Regions from separate parts of the Homo sapiens genome. Here all the other regions are linked to region 3. The links are chromatin contacts, found by Hi-C or POLR2A ChIA-PET in ENCODE. All regions are on one chromosome and are shown on one strand. The core of a region is the stretch at or near the end of the contact, and the rest is flanking DNA. Distances in the headings are between cores, read along the strand shown. Region 1 has its middle 230 kb from the start of ROCR. Region 2 overlaps LINC00673 (long intergenic non-protein coding RNA 673). Region 3 holds the start of SOX9 (SRY-box transcription factor 9).

Region 1 (4,230 bases), core at 685-3,184, 330 kb after region 3:
CAATGTCATATACTTATTAATTTGTAAAGGCATGACTCTACCTCCGTCAGTCTGAGTCAGTCTGTATTTTCCACAACCATGCAATATTACTTTCCAGCCATTTAGCTACTCACTCACGTAAATAGTTATTAAATGTGAAAATATTGTGCTAGGACAGGATGTGGAATGTATGTGTAGTTGTATAAATCAAATCTAATATAAAAATGGTATTTCTTAAAAATATTGGTTAATTTTATGTCCACCAAATTTTGAACCATTAAAATGGAGACTTTTTAAATAATGTAAAATTCTGCTCTTTTTTGTTATCATTAAGAGCTGGAGTACAACGTTTTAAAAAAGGATTTGTCTTACACAAAAAATATTTCAAGTACGATTTTTCTCTGATTAGAGACAGGTCCACATTCAATTACTTCATGTTAAGCACCTAGGGTTTATTTATTGTTAAAAGATTATGAATAAGATTCCATTCCTTTCCACCAAAAGAGACAAGTTTTCAGAAGGAATAAGGAATATCTCAATGGTTAAGGCCAGCACACGACAGCTTTTCCTTGCCAATGATGGAGAGCTAAGTCTTCCATTTTCAGTCAGAGCTGAAAGGTTGCTAGGTTCTGCTGGACAAAACCATAAGAAAGATTTTCTTAGTGCATGGGGATATCTATGGTGTATTCTTCTAGGATCTCTTTGCGATTTATCTTTTTATCATCTCAGTGTCACTGGGAGGCATTTGAACATTTTTTCTGTCGCAGTTACATAAGGGGAAAAGAAACCTTAGAGAGTGTAGTGAATCTATTAAGATCCTGAAGGTACTTGACAAGAAGTTGAATGTATTGGGATTCTCCAGAGAAACAGACCAATGGGATGGAGATTATGTATCTATCTTTCTATCTATCTATCTATATCCATCTATATATATCTATATATATATCTCCATACATACATACATATATATGCACATATATATATACACACATATATATATATACACACACATATATATATATATATATATACACACACACATACACACACAGAGAGAAAGAGGAATGGGCTCAAGTGATTATGAAGGCTGACAAGTCAGCTCCAGGAGCTGCAGTCAGCAAGTTGGAGACCTAAGAGAGCCTATGGTGCAGTTACAGTCTGAGTCCAAAGGCCTAAAAACTGGGAGAGCTGATGGTGTAGTTCTAGTCTGAAAGCCAGCAAGCTCGAGACCTAGGAAGAGCTAATGTTTCAGTTGAGTCCAAAGGCAGGAAAAAAAAAATGTTGTTTTAGCTCAAGCAGTCATGCAGGAGGGGGTTCCCCATGATTCAGGGGAAGCTCAGACTTTTTGTTCTCTTTAGGCCTTCAACTGATTGGATAAGGCCCACCCACATGAGGAAGGGCTGTCTGCTCTACTGATTGAAATGTTTACAACTTAAATGTTAAACTTACCCCAAAACAGTTTTACAGAAACACCCAAAATTATGTTCGACTAAGTATCTGAGCACTCCATGGCCCAGTCAAGTTGACATATAAAATTAATCATCACATTGGGTCTCTACCTTCATGTCTTATGCCGTATATATTTTACTTTTCACCCCTCCCCACATACAGTAATATAGTAGCAGCAAAACAAACATAAAAGATAAATAAACAAATTATTTTTCTAAAGGAATATCCTGAATGGCAGAATGAAATCTAAATTGAACATAAGACATTATCTAAATGATTTGTAATATGTTAATATTTATCTGAATCCTGACCACACCTAAGATTTCGACATAGACATTTAAAAAAATGGAAATGGAAATCAAAACAGGGATTGCTTGTACATTTAAATATGTCCTGAATATGAATCAATACCCTGGTAAGTTTCTGATTCATTGCATACCATGAAGTGACCCAGAGGCCTTTCAGCACTCAAAGCGCATTTAGCTTGCTTGCCTTGGCCTGAATAGGAAAACCACAGCTCACTGACTTGCTTGATACACTCTATAAGAAGGCGAAAGCGGGCTGGAAGGGAGGAAACATTCCCGGCAGCACTGACTCCATTTAGAAAGCCTCGGGACAATGAAGGAGCAGTGTGTCCTGGCATCTGACACTGTTAAATACGACCCTACTACTTTACTTTTCATTTCTCACCTTACTCAAATAGGAGGGAAATGAGAGGAAAAGAGAAATTTGGCAGGAATTCCACCTTGGAGACAGAAAATCTTATTGGAATAAAGGTACCACATTGAGGAGCCCTCATTGCAATTGCCTTGGTAACTGGCGAAGTCTTTATTAATTTGCCTACAAACACTTGGAAAAGTTGCATGGGAGGAGAGACTAGCAATGGTTAGTTTGCAAGATAAATGTAAGAGCGGAAACTGACATGAAACAAAAATCAGTGCATGTATCTGAAAGTGAATACAAGAGAGAGTGGAGTGCTCATGGTGATTGAATTCAGTGGCTCTGAACGGCCTCCTAACAGCGTCTTGAGCATGAAGTCCAATCCAGGCATCCGTAGCGTTCTCTCTCGAAGTCTGTCGCATCCTAAAATGCTTTGAGTTTGCAGTAGACCTGAGAATCCTATAGCTTCTGTCGTTCTCCTCATAGTTAAGAACATGGAGATGGATGAAGCTAAATTGAAAACCAAAAGCTTGCTTTCTGGTTGTAGCAGGGATATTTATTTACCAGGATAAGCTTATTGGACTACAAGAAAGAGAATAAAAATGGAGTTTCCGTTCCCTTCCTGAACTCTGATTAGAAGTTGAGCATTTTCAAAGACAATTGTTCCCTGAGATGGGAGCATGCATATATGTAGGTGTGTGACAATAATATGCTTAATAAGTACTAGCTAAAATGAATTCAATCTTTATTAGTCTAGTCACCAACTGAGACTGGAAAACCCAGTATAAAATGGGCTAAGCAGTTCTAGGGATCTTTCTGTGCAGCAGAATACTCTCCTAAGAGGTATAAGCACCCGCCCATAATACTCTGTTCTATCTCAAAACTTTCTCTTCTATTACTACTACCCACATCAATTGTTTTTATTTGAAAACTTATTATATGACACAAGATTTACTTATATACTGTAGGGCATTGCCACAATATAAACTTTGCCTATAAGGAGTTCTTATTCTCTACCTTTTAGGGAAACTGAGAATTATTATTATTATTATTATTTTTTGAGACAGGGTCTCACTCTGTTACCCAGGCTGGAATGCAGTGGCGCGATCATAGCTCACTGCATCCTCGAACTCCTGGGCTCAAGTGATCCTTCCACCTCAGTCTCCTGAGTAGCTGGAACTACAGGTGTGTGCCACCATGCTTACTAATTTTTATTTATTTATTTATTTCATAGAGACTGGGTCTTGCTACATACATTGCTCAGGCTGGTCTCGAACTCCTGGCCTCAAGTGTTCCTCTCACCTCAGCCCTCTAGAGTGCTAGGCTTACAGTTGTGAAACAGAACTTTTAAAATACTGGGGTGATACTTCTGTATAAATGTCAAAATATGGGTTCTTCATGATTTCCTGCAGGAGTAGGAGTTTACTAGAATAAACGTGTGTGTGTGTGGGTGTGGGTGTGTGTGTGCACATGTGCATGAGTGGAAGGTAGAAAGATCTGCTTGGGATGGGAGTTTCTAAGGAGGCACACGGAAGCAGTTCTGGTTAAGGCTGGCAGGAGCAGAAAACCAACTTTGTAATATAAGTTATTTTAAAAGAAGTCAATTCGAAAACCATCTGTGCAAACTGACTTGAGCCATGAAAAGGAAGACAGGCAGCAAATACATGTGTGTGTCGTGATGTTGCGTGGGGTAGAGAGAAAGCCCAGGGATTGGAGGAAATATAGCTGCTTGTTTGTGTTACTTTTATTTCACACTTCAGGGAGAAGGGCTGAGGCTGCTGACAATACTCTCCTTAAATGTCTTTTGGGGTGTTGAGAAAAACAAGACATAGTCTACATTAAAAGAAGACTCACAAAACATTTTTCTAGGTCTTGGTAGTCCCAATTTTAGAATATCGGGGACTAGATAGAGTGAGGCTGTGTGTCTTCCCTGGATTTTATTCATGACTCACACGTGTGACTCAATTTTTTAACTATTGCAAACTGGGGTCTGGCGAGCAGATCTTTTCTTTGTTCAACCCCGATGATGGGTGTATCTGTCTGTAACTGTCAGCCTTACTATTTTAAATGTGTGCTTTGTCACCTTTGAAAAGAGTTTCTTCTTCTGAGTGGCATAATAATATCAACAGCAGTAACAGCTTC
Region 2 (4,261 bases), core at 153-2,652, 320 kb before region 3:
CTCAGCCTCACAGGACACAAACCTGAAACGCAGTTGCTCACACCCTGTGTTTACTTTTATTTCCAGCCACATCTGGAGGCCAAAATTCATAAGTTTGTTGCCAAGCCTTACAACAGTTTACTGAGTTTGTACGTTAAGGGAAGGGGGAAAAAATGCTCTCCTGACTTGTCGAGTGTAAAATGGATGGAGGAATCAGTGGGCAAACCCTAAACCCCAACCATGTTTATTAACATCTGCGGCCTGCCGGCAGACGGGGAAGGCGTGAGCGGGCTATGTTTGTCTTGGAGGTTTTAGCTCAGAGAGCTCCATGGTGTACGCTCTCCATATATATACAGCCAGGCATCTTTTTAACCCACCAGAGACCAGGAGAGGGAAACAAGGGCTGTTCAGAAGCGGAGGAGCCCAGGTCCGATAGGGGAAGAGCAGGGATGGGCACTTGGCCGTGTTTACAATCAGGGCAGTGCAGTGGGTGGGCCGATTCTTGTGACGTACTTGAGGCTTAAAAAACGATCATAAATCTAATGTCTGTCAAACAGGGCTGGCATTTTCTTTTCCTTTCACAACTACGTTTTGTATGACCAAAAAAAGAAAACCAAAAAAAACCCACTTTTTTTTTTTTTTTTTTTTTTTTTTTAACAAGGAACCCTCAAGACTCTCATGAAGAGCATCTCTCTATCTAGTGTCCACAGTTGGGGTGGAAGCCCTGCCAGGAACCCATTGAGTGTTTTGGTGGAGGCCGTAATCTCTCTCTGCTGGAGGAAGGTGTCGCCATTCGTGTTTATTTATTTATTTATTTATTTATTTATTTATTTATTTATTTTTGCATTTTCACAGAGACATTGGAGTGGGAATGGCCACACCGAATGGGCCAAGACCTGAAGCCCTGTGTTCAACAACTTGGTTTTTACCAGGGATTTACCCAGTTTGCTTTGGGTCAGACGGGAGCACCCCGAGCAAGCCAAGAGCTCCTTTAGTTTACTGTCCTTCTGCCATGAATATAGCAGGAACCAAGGGGCAATTCTGTAAGGCCCCAGGATGGAGGGAGGATGTGCTGTTTGTGGCCGCCAGCCACAGACCCTCTGCCTAGGGAGAAATGTGCTGGGGATGTCCTTTTAGCAGACGGTTTGGCTCTCTGGTACCTCACGTCTGAGGTGAGCCCGCCAAAGAAAAGGGCGCTTTTTGTGGTCAGAGCCCAGGGCTTGGACGAAACCCTCGGACAGAGGCAGTATGTGCCCGGGGGAGGCGTGGCCTACCAAGAAGGAGAAAAACCCCCCTGTCTGTGAGGAGCGTGGCTGCCAGGCCTCTCCACTCAAGGAACAGTGAGTGACTGTTGGAAAGCTTGGCCTGCCCCGACGTCCAGGTGTGCCTGGCCAGTCAGGTGTGTCATCGCATGAAAAGCACGAGGCCGTGTGTCCGCCGGCCCCATCGCCACCCACCTCTGCCCACCCTTGCCAGAGCTTTCCAGATACCCTGGGAAGTTGACCCTCTGCTCTTACGCAGGCTGGGTGGGGTCAGGGCTTCCCTCCCCCACCACCCTCACTGTACCAGATCTTCACGTTCCATTTTCCACAGTGGGCAGCGTCCCAGCCAAGCTGTGAGCTCTCGGATCTGAAGAGCTCACTGCTTTTCAGGGCTTTTTTCCTGGCCCCTGGCCACACTTAGCTGCTAGGTTATTTGGGCAGGATTGTTCAAGGGTGTGAAACCAATGGGGCCAGAGTGGGAGGTTGGGGCTCAACCCAGTGGGGTGAGATTTCCCTGTGGGCTTCGGGTTGGGGGCACTGACACATCCCCAGCAGGGCCTCCTGGAAGAAACCCAGCCGCTGAGATGCCAGTACTTTTCCATGGGTGGGTGGGGCGGGGAGGAGGAGGACTTTGAGCCCCAGTGACCTGGCCGCCCAGGGATTTTCCAGGCTTGCTTTGGGGAGGTTATCCCAACTAGGGACTAGGAATCAGGAAGCCTTCATTTTATTTTGTAAAATTGTAACCAAGCTTCGCACTTATGATAATAAAATGCTGGGTGGACGTACTGGAGGTCCTCATCAATGCCTTCCCAGAACCCTCAAGACCACGAGGGGTAAAGGTGCCTTAGCAAGATGAGTTATCTGGTAAAGGCAACATCTCATGATTTTTCCCTTTGCTTCAAAATGTACTGTCGTGTTACTGAGCTCGGTGGAAGGTGCTAGAACAAGGACTGCTCTCCAGGGCTCTCTGTGTTTCTCACCTTACCTCGAGGTCATGCCTGCAGTTTGTAAAAAGGAGTGTTCCCCAGCCTGTATCCTCATGGGTCTTGTGTTCTCCCGAGTCTAATTATTTTTTTAAAACATTTTCAGAATTTCCGCTTTCTACGGTGCGGCTTTGGAGCTGGGGTCCACCCCAGTTCTGCCTGGGGTGCAGCCAGCACGCAGCTCCCTAGGTTCATTCATGCAGCTGACTGTATCTGTGTCAGGCATCTGCTTCATGTCATTTTCTTGGAGGGGCCTTTGCAGTTGCTGTGATGCTGTTCCCACCCCCATATCATTCTACTTTGCAGAAACTTCATGATTTATAACTGAATGTTTGTGTTTACTTGTTTTGACCTGTGTCCCTCTGGAATACACACCACACAGGCAGAGGCGAAGCCCTAGCTCCCAACATAGCATCGGCCACGCCATCGATGCCCCATCAGGATTTGAGTTAATACCTCCAGAGTGGGAGATGTGTGGCAAATTAAACCCCAACTGCTGTTGGGAAGTTCTGCATTTTGGATTCCTACATCCCTGCGACTCTGATTTATACTTGGCTGCTTCTAGGGAAAGGAGGATGAAAGGGGATTGACATTTAACATTGAAACCTGATTATTTACCTCTCAGACTTACAGCATGCTCAGAGCTGTGGGATTATGGAGTATTTATTTATTTTTATTTTTCATTTGTAAAAAAGGTAGAGGCTGGGCGTGGTGGCTCACGCCTGTAATCCCAGCACTTTGAGAGGCTGAGGCGGGCAAATCACGAGGTCAGGAGTTCGAGACCAGCCAGTTTGAGATCAGCCTGGCCAATATGGTGAAACCCCATCTCTACTAAAAATACAAAAATTAGCCGGGTGTAGGTGGTACGCACCTCTAATCCCAGCTACTCGGGAGGCTGAGGCAGGAGAATAGCTTGAACCCAGGAGGCAGAGTTTGCAGTGAGCCAAGATCACACCACTGCACTCCAGCCTGGACAACAGAGCGAGACTCTGTCTCAAAAAATAAAAAAGAAATAAGGTAGAGACAGGGTCTTCCTATGTTGACCAGGCTGGTATTGAACTCCTGGCCTCAAGCAGTCCTCCCACCTCTGCCTCCCAAATTGCTGAGATTACAGGTGTGAGCAAGCGTGCCTGGCCTTATTTATTTTTAAATTTTTATTGGTAAATTTATTTTAGATGGAGAAAAGAAATGCAAATAGGATCATGTGTTCTCACTATTGGTTGTTATTGTTATTGGCAGAGATGAATAATTAATTATGGCAGTATTTTTCTTAACCAATAAATTGCGGTCTTCTGCTTCTTGGCAGTGTCTGAAAGTAGTAGGTTCTGATTTGGTGTTAGTATAAGTCCCCAGTTCCTTCTGCTGTTGCCTGGGTGAGAGGTGGCCCCGGGCACCTCAGAGGCTACTCATTGTGTGACCGTGTCAAGTGGACACTTTCTGCAGATGGGCTCAAAAGGCTCACGTGTTTTGTCACTCATCACAGTATCGCTTTAAACTGAGAGCCTGGTTTTGGTTATGAATTCTCAAATGCCTAGAGGTTGGGAACTTTGGAGTCTTCTCTAAGTATCTTCTGGTTGAAGGGCCTAGTTGGTATGAATGTCTACACAAGAGGCCCAGGACATTTTTTGGGAGGACAGTATGAATCTTGCAGGCCCTGAGGTCTAGAGAATAATGGCTGGGCTGGGAGTTTTAGGCTTGGCTTTGCTTCCACCCCAAGGCTTTCCTTTACCCCAAAGTTGGGCACCCATATTTCACTGATCCTACGTAACCATAGACACACACACACACACACACACACACACACACACAAAACCCAAGGTACAAATATCCAACGTATACAATTTGTAAAGATGTAAATAAGGCAAGTGTCTATCTGAGGCTCCTAAGCCATTTAGTGGTCAAAGTTACAGCCTTCAGTTCTCTCAACAATCTCTTGACCACATGATGTGAAGTTTTGCCCGTTATTTATTGGAAACGGCCTGGCAGAATTGGACTCTTCTACATCTTTCTACATACAAGATGCTGGAATAATCTCCA
Region 3 (3,974 bases), core at 188-2,687:
GCTGGAGATGAAAACGACTCCCGGTGCTGCCCCCTAAACGCCTTTGCTGCTCGACTTACCGCCCCCAACCCCAACCCCCTTTGAAAACTTTCCCCCAAATTACTTAAGCTGCAAGAAGGTCCCCAATTCTCACCCCCCACCATACACTCCCACCTATTTCCAGTAGCCTCCCTCCTCCCGCCTCCCAGTTCCTGCCAAGGGTCTCCTCCAACCTCGGTTTCTCCCTTGCCCCATCTCCGTGGACAGTGGGGCTGCACGAGAGAGTGCAGTTTTAAGAGGCCGGGTAGGAGGGAGGCAAGTTTCACTTCCCCGCCCCGATTGAGCTTCCAGGCGACTGGAGAGCAGGCTGGCAGCCCCCTCCTTCCGTCTCCCACCAGTCTTCGTCCATCCTCCAGCTACCTCCCTCACCTCTTCCACTTACCACCCCCCTCCTCCGCGTCCCCGCGAGCAGCCCAAGAACTTTGTCAAACTCTGAGCCACAGTTACACCCCATTCCCACTCCCAACCCCATCCCGCCGGCTCCCGGAACGGCAACTCCCGGGCGATGGGAGGCGGGGCGGGGCAAATCAGCCCTGACCAGCGCCCCCAGCCGCCGCGATGCCCACCCTGCCGCGCCGCCCCCGCCGGGTCCTACCTCCAGAGCTTGCCCAGCGTCTTGCTGAGCTCGGCGTTGTGCAAGTGCGGGTACTGGTCCGCGAGCTTCCTGCGCGCCGCCTGCGCCCACACCATGAAGGCGTTCATGGGCCGCTTGACGTGCGGCTTGTTCTTGCTGGAGCCGTTGACGCGCACCGGCATGGGCACCAGCGTCCAGTCGTAGCCTTTGAGCACCTGGCTGACCGCCTCGCGGATGCACACGGGGAACTTGTCCTCCTCGCTCTCCTTCTTCAGATCGGGCTCGCCCTTGGGGAACGTGTTCTCCTGGGGCCGCGTGTTCTCGGTGTCCGAGCCGGAGCCCGACGGGCAGGGCGAGCCCGCGGAGTCCTCGGACATGGTGGGGCTGGGGGCGCCGGACAGGCCCTTCTCCTGCTCGTCGGTCATCTTCATGAAGGGGTCCAGGAGATTCATACGCGGGCCCGGGGCAGGGGGCTGGTGGCCGGGAAAGGCGAGAAGCCGCGGCGGCTCGGGGACTCGAGGCGCGGGCTCCTCTCCCCTCGGCTGCCCGGATGCGGAGCAAGCGGCTCCCGGGGAAGCTGGCGCGTCGGCCGGCTACCGCGGCGAGCACTTAGGAAGGCGCGGGGTGGCCAGTTCACAGCTGCCCGCTCCAAGTGGGGGGAGGCGAATTGGAGAGGAGGAGGAGGGGAGGAAAAAGAGCAAAAGTGGGGGCGCTTGCACCCCTTCTCTTCTCCTCCTGCAAAGAAAAGTTTCCGGGGTTGAAACTGGCGAGTCTCCGCGCCACTGAAGTTTCCAGTCAGTTTCGAGCTCCGCTTTCGGCTCTCCAACTCCCAGCCCAGGGTCTCTTTAATAAATACTCCGCCTCACCTTAGAGCCACCCGCCAATCACAGCACAGCAGTCCCAGGGTTGGCAGGCAGCTGATTGGACCCGATTTTGGGGAGGGAGGAGGATTGTGGCACTGGGCTGGGTGACGAGGCGGGAGGGGAGGAGAGGGGAGGGGATCGCAGCCAAAGGGCGGACGGTAGGGTGGGGGGGCGGGGGGTGCTGCGGGGAAGGCGGGGGACCCGGGACTTCCAAGTGTGTAAGTTTGTCGTACTCTCGGAATGCCAGAATTTTAGTGCCTTCTCCGCGCGAATCTTGTGTGTGTGTGTGTGTGTGTGCGCGCAAGTGTGTGTGTCTAGACTAGGATCTACCCCCACCTCCGACATTTCTTTTCACTGCTCTCTCCGCGGCACCGGGGACTTAGCTGGAGTTTGCAGTATTCGAAAAGCAGCCGCTTCTTAATGCGTAGCCGAGTTTACGCGCCTGGAGCGAGCCTGCCTGCCTGCAAAAGTGCTTAGAAATAGTCTTTTGAAGCAAATGTTTTGGTGACTCAACGCCCGCTGTTCCTCCGTAATAATCCATATAAATAGATTAACATGCTCGGGTTCGCCGGGGCTGGTGCGGCTGGTCAGGATTCTGCTGCGCTTTTGCAAAGGGAGTCAATGGAAAGCAAAGCTAAGTCCCCGCGAAGGTTGGCAGCGGCGGCCGTGGCCACGCAGGAGCCCGGCGCTCTCGAGGCCGCCCCGCGCCACATCGACCTTGAGCTCTGACAAGTCATTCTCCAGCCCCCTCTACCCGCGACCCTGCCGACGCTCCTCAGTAACAGGGCTACTGCTCTGACGTTTTGGTCTTTGCCTCCTGGCCGGGTCAAAAACGTCAGCCGAGTCGCCCTGTCTGGGGGAGAGTTTGCTAACTGCTCTGGCTTTGAGAGATAGAAGTTTGCCAATGCGGCTGTCCCGGGCCGCGAGGCCCAGGCCGGTCACTTGGTTTGTAAAAGACCAAACAAATGGGCACCACCGCAGACAAAACGCTCCACTCTGGCGGAGTCATGCTGCTTGCCTGCTTTTGCTGGCATTTACGAAACACCTGAAGGGGTGAAGCGCCGGTGCTTCTGACTCTAGTCCGGTCGGTTCAGACCTGCATGTAGTTGGGAGTTCTGGGGGAGGCATTGGTGGTGTCTCTCATGTATTTCAAGTGTGATTTGAGCACAACCTTTGTGTTTACACGAAATGCTTAGAGCCAGGTTGGGTAAGTGCGGAGCTATCTGCTCTGGGATAGAAGAAAAGTCTTGGTCGCTTGCGGGTTCTGTGCTTTCAGAATCCCAAATAAACGCACAGCATTGGGAAACTCTTAATTTTAAACTCCCCCCCCCCCCCCACCCTTTTGGGCTCTTGCAAAAATTCGCCTCAATTAAATTATTGTTGTGGTGAATCGGCCCACATCATAATAAAAACTAGTTTTTTTTTCCCTTTCTAATTTGCGAAGTGAGGACACTATCACAAGATCCAAATCAATGTCCTTCCGGGAGAATTTCTTAAAATCTTGTTTTCTCTCGTTGTCTTCGGAAGAAGCCCGACATTTCTTATAGGAAATGGAACTCTTCATAAGGTAGTAAGTTACAGCCTTGTTCAACAGCATTTTTTTTTTAACGAATGTAACTTCTTCAAATGGGATGTTTCTGGTGCCCTATAGCTCGTTTACAAATTTAAGAGATTTGCATACAATAGCTTCGTATCCAGGGCTCTGTGATTACTTTCAGAAAGTGTAAGAACAGCATCGTCCTTTCCTAGGAGAAAAAAGTCCGCGTAGTGTGGACCTATTTCTGTGTCCCGGGTAGAAGGGCATTGTGTGTACAGTATAACTGTGTAATTCTCAGACACCTGATTCAGGAGACTCGGAGACCATCGGGCAGACATTTTAGCCAGGTCGTCTGTACTTAGTTGTATGATATTGTAATTACCATGTTTGCTGGAATAAAGTCAGTGAAGAGGGCTATGACTTTAAGATATTTTGGAATATTTCACTAAATATATGTCAAGATATATACGTATATGTATAAATATACTTTTAATGCAATTATGCAATAAGATACTAATATGTAGAGTTTTACATCATAAACGACGGGGATTTATACATTTCCCGTTGATTTGATGCAAGCATTTTTGAATTTTACATCTTCCTGAAAACTTATGAACAGGCGACTTAAAAATGGACTGCAGTTTTCATCTGTATCCAGAGGGGGCGCCAAAAGCCCAGAAACTGTTTCCAACTCCGAGAACCAGGGAAAACTTGGATGGTGGTGGCTGGGGGTGGTGTGTTCCAGTCAATCTGGACTGCTTTGCTGCTGAGATTTATATTTGCAGGAATTCCTACGCGATATTCCCTCCTGTGCGGATCCACCTCTGCGCAGCTCAGTGAGGGAACTTGTGTCTGTAGAGATCCGGGTGAAAAAAGAGCACTTGAGATGCCAGCCGTTCTATTCTGCGCAGAATTTGGGGACTGAGGCCAGGAGAAGGCCCCTATCCCCCAGGTGCCAAGC

Evidence for each region. A loop is a pair of places that touch in the nucleus more often than their neighbours do. ChIA-PET counts read pairs that join two places held with the same protein, here RNA polymerase II (POLR2A). Pooled maps may share reads with other maps.
Region 1: a loop to region 3 is called in a map of mammary epithelial cell, with 3 times the contacts of the local background. The contact joins the enhancer-like site here to the promoter of SOX9 in region 3. A Hi-C loop is called at or near these places in 3 of 168 maps with a recorded cell type or tissue (Calu3, breast epithelium and mammary epithelial cell) and 2 of 50 pooled maps. POLR2A ChIA-PET finds 5 or more read pairs at or near these places in 1 of 52 experiments (activated T-cell).
Region 2: POLR2A ChIA-PET joins it to region 3 with 28 read pairs in HepG2. The contact joins the enhancer-like site here to the promoter of SOX9 in region 3. A Hi-C loop is called at or near these places in 6 of 168 maps with a recorded cell type or tissue (A673, Caco-2, HCT116 and 3 more). POLR2A ChIA-PET finds 5 or more read pairs at or near these places in 16 of 52 experiments (A549, A673, AG04450 and 11 more).

Annotation. Positions count from the first base shown.
Region 1 is chr17:71,790,840-71,795,069 of GRCh38, reverse strand. No RefSeq gene overlaps it. Among named protein-coding and RNA genes, the nearest start is that of ROCR, 230 kb to the left of the region's middle. Within about 2 kb of position 1,934, at least 2 of the 41 ENCODE cell types and tissues checked have a DNase peak (open chromatin) inside an H3K27ac peak, as active enhancers do; they include mammary epithelial cell, where a contact is called at or near this core.
Region 2 is chr17:72,442,858-72,447,118 of GRCh38, reverse strand. The region is part of intron 1 of LINC00673 (long intergenic non-protein coding RNA 673); the gene reads left to right. Among named protein-coding and RNA genes, the nearest start is that of LINC02003, 100 kb to the right of the region's middle. Within about 2 kb of position 1,402, at least 7 of the 41 ENCODE cell types and tissues checked have a DNase peak (open chromatin) inside an H3K27ac peak, as active enhancers do; they include IMR-90 and stomach, where a contact is called at or near this core.
Region 3 is chr17:72,118,483-72,122,456 of GRCh38, reverse strand. It overlaps SOX9 (SRY-box transcription factor 9), which reads right to left and starts at 1,437. Exons shown (of 3, transcript NM_000346.4): 1 at 635-1,437. The coding sequence starts at 1,065. It also overlaps a transcript of SOX9-AS1 not described here. RefSeq lists silencers at 452-551, 1,462-1,791, promoters at 1,405-1,550, 1,405-2,172 and an enhancer at 2,274-2,774.